Regions from separate parts of the Homo sapiens genome. Here region 1 is linked to region 2. A link is an interaction called in ENCODE POLR2A ChIA-PET data of the cell type or tissue named here. Cell type or tissue: GM12878. All regions are shown on one strand. Each heading gives the region's core, and the rest is flanking DNA. Links, peaks and the distances in the headings are about the cores only.

Evidence for each region. ChIA-PET counts read pairs that join two places held together with the same protein. Peaks named below come from ENCODE experiments on the same cell type or tissue, not always from the same donor. Only the 100,000 strongest peaks of a DNase experiment are listed, where the experiment ranks them.
Region 1: POLR2A ChIA-PET joins it to region 2 with 5 read pairs; 17 of 35 experiments call an interaction of 5 or more read pairs at or near these places.

Annotation. Positions count from the first base shown.
Region 1 is chr3:9,652,669-9,655,583 of GRCh38, reverse strand. It overlaps MTMR14 (myotubularin related protein 14), which reads right to left. Exons shown (of 19, transcript NM_001077525.3): 2 at 1,815-1,963. Among named protein-coding and RNA genes, the nearest start is that of MTMR14, 4.6 kb to the right of the region's middle. In GM12878, for the core only: no CTCF peak of the experiment used is centred there; DNase peaks (open chromatin) are centred at 1,533 and 2,293; H3K4me3 peaks cover 1,198 bases; H3K27ac peaks cover 786 bases.
Region 2 is chr3:9,405,674-9,408,588 of GRCh38, reverse strand. The region is part of intron 1 of SETD5 (SET domain containing 5); the gene reads right to left. Among named protein-coding and RNA genes, the nearest start is that of SETD5, 9.5 kb to the right of the region's middle. In GM12878, for the core only: no CTCF peak of the experiment used is centred there; no DNase peak of the experiment used is centred there; H3K4me3 peaks cover 821 bases.

The DNA of each region.
Region 1 (2,915 bases), core at 195-2,694, 250 kb before region 2:
GAGGCTGAGGCAGGAGAATTGCTTGAACCCGGGAGGCAGAGGTTGCAGTGAGCCAAGATCGTGCCACTGCACTCCAGCCTGGGTGACAGAGCACTCTGTCTCAAAAAAAAAAAAAAAAAAAAGACATCAAGGGAGCTCTCACAGAATGTAGACTGGAAATTCTGATTCCAGAAGGCCCAGGAGAGGTTCTAGAATCTGTCATCTTTTTTTTGAGATAGAGTCTTGCTCTTGCTCTGTTGCCCAGGCTGGAGTGCAGTGGTGCAATCTCGGCTCACTGCAACCTCCACCTCCTGGGTTCAAGCGATTCTCCTGCCTCAGCCACCCGAGTAGCTGGGATTACAGGAGCCCACCACCACGCCCAGCTAGTTTTTGTAATTTTAGTAGGGATGGGGTTTCACCATGTTGGCCAGGCTGGTCTCAAACTCCTGACCTCAGGTGATCCACCCAAAGGAGGCTGGGATTACAGGCATGAGCCACTAGGCCAGGCCGAGAATCCATAATCTTAGTAAGTGCTTAGGGGTTCCTAGCACAATAAAACCACTGATACCCACACACAACCCACAGGTTCACACTCCCTGGCCTGATGATCAAGATCCTATATGAGTTGATCCCTAAGGACATTTTCAGGGAAACTCCTGCTCATCCTTCCAATTCCAGTTCTTCCCAGGCACATAAACACAAGGCAGAATTAACCATTTCCCCAGTTGGCCTACGGCAGCACTTCTCAAACCTGGTAGTGCATTCGAATCACCTGGACACCCTGTTCTGCTGTGATTCTGGCTCAGTGGCTCTGGAGCATGAGCTTCTGCGTTTCTAACAAGTTATTGAATGCACTGCTAGCCCTGCTTTGAGTAGCAAGGGGCTACTGCACTATGCAGCATGACTGCTGCGGTACTCCTCACAACATTTCACCCACGGGGCCAGGATTTCACAGATAGTGCTGACAACGGCTCCTGAAATTCCCTTAAAATCAGCAGGAAGTAGGGAGATTAGGAGAGCAAACTTTGAGATCAACATATACCACTTCCTAGAGCCTCATGCTGTGATTACTTATCAGTATCAAATAACTATACCATTTACTGACTACCTACAGGCCACAACCTGCACCAAGCATTCTGTGTCTGCTCTGGTATAAACTGTTAACCCACATAAGGTACTCAGGTCTTGGTAGGCCCACCATAAATGGTAGCTTTTATTTCTAATTCTTACAACGTACATGTCAGGCTTTTATCAGCCCCATTTATCATCTGGACTGCACTACCACTTTCTAAAATTTTAGTTAGTCCTTAAAAGGACTAATTAACATGAGGTAGAGAATTACCAATAAGAAAACTAAGGACAAAGCAGTTAAGTAACTTGCCCAGCATCAGTTACACAGCCAGCAACAGGGGAATCCAGGATGTGAACTCTAGACAGTCTGACTCTAGCAGTCTGACTCTAGACCTTAGGCTCTCAAGTGCTACATACGGTAAACGCTGGTAAGCCTGTCTTTACACAGTGTACCTCCCACTCACACTCTCTAAAAAAGGGACACTGATATTCAGAGAAGTGAAGTGTGAAGTCAGCTATCTTAGGACAATGAGCTCTAGGGTGGAAGTGAAACAGCAATCAAGGGCTGTTACTCCCAACCCCTCATTCTATGCCATGCCACCTTGCCAGTCTGACTTGTCCAACCTTGAAGTAAATAAAAATGCCAATAAGGATTAACACCTGGGGAAAGTGATTCTGCCCTGCCCAGCTACAGACTTCCTGGCCACAGGGATTAGCTGCCACGGACTCCCCAGACATGTACACTACGGTCACATGATGCTCACGTGTCTTTCTCCTTCTCAGAACTCTCATACTCCAGGAACACGATGTGCCGGGGATAGTGGCCACAGATATCCCCATTCGTGTTTGGAATCACGCTGAAACAGTAGTCTCGGCCAAACAGCTCCAGACATCTCTTCTCAATGCGCTCAACCTGCACAGAGAAGGAGACCAGAACACAAAGAGAATTCTGGGGTTCTGAGGGTGAGAATTAGGAGGTCCATGGCCTAAGAGGTCACTGGGAAAGACATGTACCTGGGTGATAATTATTCTGTGCTGGGAAGATGTGATGCTAGGCCACAGGTCCTACGTGTAGTCCATTAACCCATATATTGTATACTTCAGGAAGGATTCTTAAACCCCTAACAATGAATCTGAAATTGTGGGTATTGAGCATTTGGGGGAGACGATTACAGCTTTCATTAGATTCAAAGAGGTCTACAACCCATAAAACATAAGAACTCTTGGTCCAGGTTACTGAAACTGCCACTAATCCACTACCTTCATTGGTCAGCTTCCCCATTCTCTTATTTATTTTTTGAGACGGAGTCTCGCTCTGTCGCCCAGGCTGCAGTGCAGTGGGGCAATCTCAGCTCACTGCAGCCTCCGCGTCCGGGGTTCAAGCGATTCTCCTGTCTCACCCCGAGTAGCTGGGATTACAGGTGCGTAGAACCACGCCTGACTAATTTTTCTATTTTTAGTAGAGACAGGGGTTTCACCATGTTGGCCAGGCTAGTTTCAAACTCCTGACCTCAGGTGACCCGCCCACCTCGGCCTCCCCAAGTGCTGGGATTACAGGCGTGAGCCACGGCACCCGGCCTTTATTTTTTTAAAAGACACAGTCTCACTCTGTCATCCAAGCTGGAGTGCAGTGGCACGATCTCAGCTCACTGCAACCTCAGCCTCCTGGGTTCAAGTGAGCATATTTGGCTAATTTTCATATTTTTAGTAGAGATGGGGTTTCACCATGCTGGCCAGGCTGGTCTTGAACTCCTGATCTCAAGTGATCCGCCCGCCTCAGCCTCCCAGGTGTGAGCCACCATGCCTGGCCTCTTCCCCATTCCTTTTTTTTTTTTTTGAGAAAGAGTCTTGCTCTGTCACCCAGG
Region 2 (2,915 bases), core at 136-2,635:
GATTATCCAACCTTCAAAATCCAGAGTACGAACTCCACAAAATAATGAATTTCTTTAACAAGAATCCTACATGGAAAAAACAGAATCTATAAAGACTCAAACTTACCAATCAAGGTATGGACCTTATCCTGATCAAATGGAACCTTTTAAACTAACAGTTTAATAAACTCCAAAGTATTTTTCTATTTTGTAGTAATTGGAGTTTTTAATAATAAAAAATTAAAAAATTAATCAAATCTATACCTACTCCTTCCCTTACTACCACCTAATGGGAAAAGAAAAAAGACATTCGAAAAACTGCTCATTTGGAAATGGGGGTTCAGAGAGGTCAACAGATAAATCGCAGCACAGGAGACTCCAGAATAAGAAGAGCTCTATCAAGAAAAACTAGGTTGCTAGGTAGCGACTAAAAGTCTCACAATCCTCTACAATTATGGTAAGCGTATAATTTATGATCCAAATTGAGACATTTTTGAGAGTGAAACGGGTGCTATTACTAATTACGCTAGGATAGCAGGTATAAACCAGGACTGTCCCAAGGAAAGTAAAACGTGGTCACTATCTACACAAGATTAATTTTTTTTTTTTGAGACATAGTTTTGCTCTTGTTGCCCAGGCTGGAATACAATGGCGCAATCTCAGCTCACTGCAATTTCTGCCACCTGGGTTCGAGCGATTCTCCTGCCTCAGCCTCCCGAGTAGCTGGGATTATAGGCATGCGCCACCACGCCCAGCTAATTTTCTATTTTCAGTAGAGATGGGGTTTCTCCATGTTGGTCAGGCTGCTCTCGAACTCCAGACCTCAGGTGATCTGCCCACCTTGGCATCCCAAAGTGTTGGGTTTACAGGCATGAGCCACCGCACCCAGCCAAAAGATTAATTTTAAAATTAATTTTCACAAGAGATATTTGACATAATCCTTTGGGGGTAACTATTTGCCACAGAAACATATTCCTAGTATTAAAGTGTTTTTAAAAAAATGAGGTGTACTATAAAAAAAATTGTTTTTCATCTCCCTTGGCTGGCATAGTCATTTCATGAAGTGGGATATGTTTATTTCTCTTGTTGCTCGGTGTACTACTGCAAACTTCCAGCCATTCCTTTTCATACTAACTGTTCATGATAAACTGTAAGAGGAAGGTTACACCTACCTAGAGCCTTCCTTCTCTAAAAATACATGTCTTCCCCTGGGACTCCACACATGGCCTAGGGTTTAAGTAAGAGTGGCATCTACAGTAACTTCTTTATTTTTTATTTATTTGAGACACAGTCTTGCTCTGTCTCCCAGGCTGGAATGCAGTGGCACGATCTTGGCTCACTGCAACCTCTGCCTCCCAGGGTCAAGCAATTCTTATGCCTCAGCCTCCCAAGTAGCTGGGATTACAAGCTCGCACCACCATGCCCGGGTAATTTTTGTATTTTTAGTAGAAATGGCATTTCACCATGTTGGTCAGGCTGGTCTCAAACACCTGACCTAAGGTGATCCACCCGCCTTGGCCTCACAAAGTGCTGGGATTACAAGTGTGAGCCGCCACGCCTGGCTGGCTACAGCAACTTCTGAGATCTGTATATGATGTTAGCATAATTTTCATATTTTTGGATTAACACTAAATATCTGGCTTTAGTACACTTACATAATATGCCACCAATAAGGTGACTACCTGATTTATCTGTGAATATTTTATGTCACTTTGTTTTTAAAGGTTTCTAAATATTGGGTAAACTTTTTCAATAAAAGCCCCAATATTAAAATGTGTAACAATTTGGTATGCAGACATTATAATTTTTAGCTCCATCCTAAAATGTGCAGGGACATGTAAACCCACCCTTATTTTGTTCTATTACTAAATTACGACATTAAAGTTCTATTTGCCACAAATAACACTAAATTTGTCTAGGAAAAAATAGCATTTCAAAAAGGACTTCAAAATTTTAGACTTGCTCTTACATTTTCCTCAGATCTATTCTTTTTTTTTTTTTTGAGACAGAGTCTCGCTCTGTCGCCCAGGCTGGAGTGCAGTGGCGGGATCTCGGCTCACTGCAGGCTCCGCCTCCCGGGTTCACGCCATTCTCCTGCCTCAGCCTCCCAAGTAGCTGGGATTACAGGCGTGAGCCACCGCGCCCGGCCAGATTTATTCTTTTTTAAGGCATTCCACCGAATATATTTCAGGCTGTGGGCATAAACACATACTTCCATGGGCATAGTAGTTTGTACCATAGAAATTGAGAAAATAAAAATTTATGCTTTCATACAACATTCTAATGCTACATTCAGCATATAATCAATCATACTGCTTCAAAGGCCCTTCTCTTTGTTCTGTTTTAGGTTAAACTCTTTTGTCTTTAGAACTAAAAGTTTTTTTAAAAATATGCCCTTTAGATTCTACCCCAAATGTTACCATAATAAACACATTTATTTTTAAAATAACTCTATCTGATTGGGGGTCTTCTCTGTCAATCTGGTTTCTCTTATAAAACAAGTCAACTCTCAACAGCCTACGTTAATAAGGGAAAATGTAAAATAAACGCAGAAGTAGTCTAATTGCCAACAGGTCCTTCCAGGTTCTTCCTTCTAAGTAAAACCTTCCTTGGATACCAAGAATGCCCAAACAGTTGATTATTAACTGCAGATCATCCTACTTCACAGAAACTGTGAAAGTACAAATTGTATGTGTTGTGGCATGTACAGAGGTTGGTGGTAGGAAACAGAATTTTTGAAACATAAGCCAAAGAACATAACAGGACACAGAGATGGGGAAGAAAATCCAACAACAAAAACCCCCTTCATACAAAACGACAAACAAGGGGCACAAATAGAAAGCAAGGAGATCCACCTGGGCATGTATTAAAATTAACATATCAACAGTATTAAATATGCTAACATGATACTGGAAACCAGATTCAAACTAGATCAT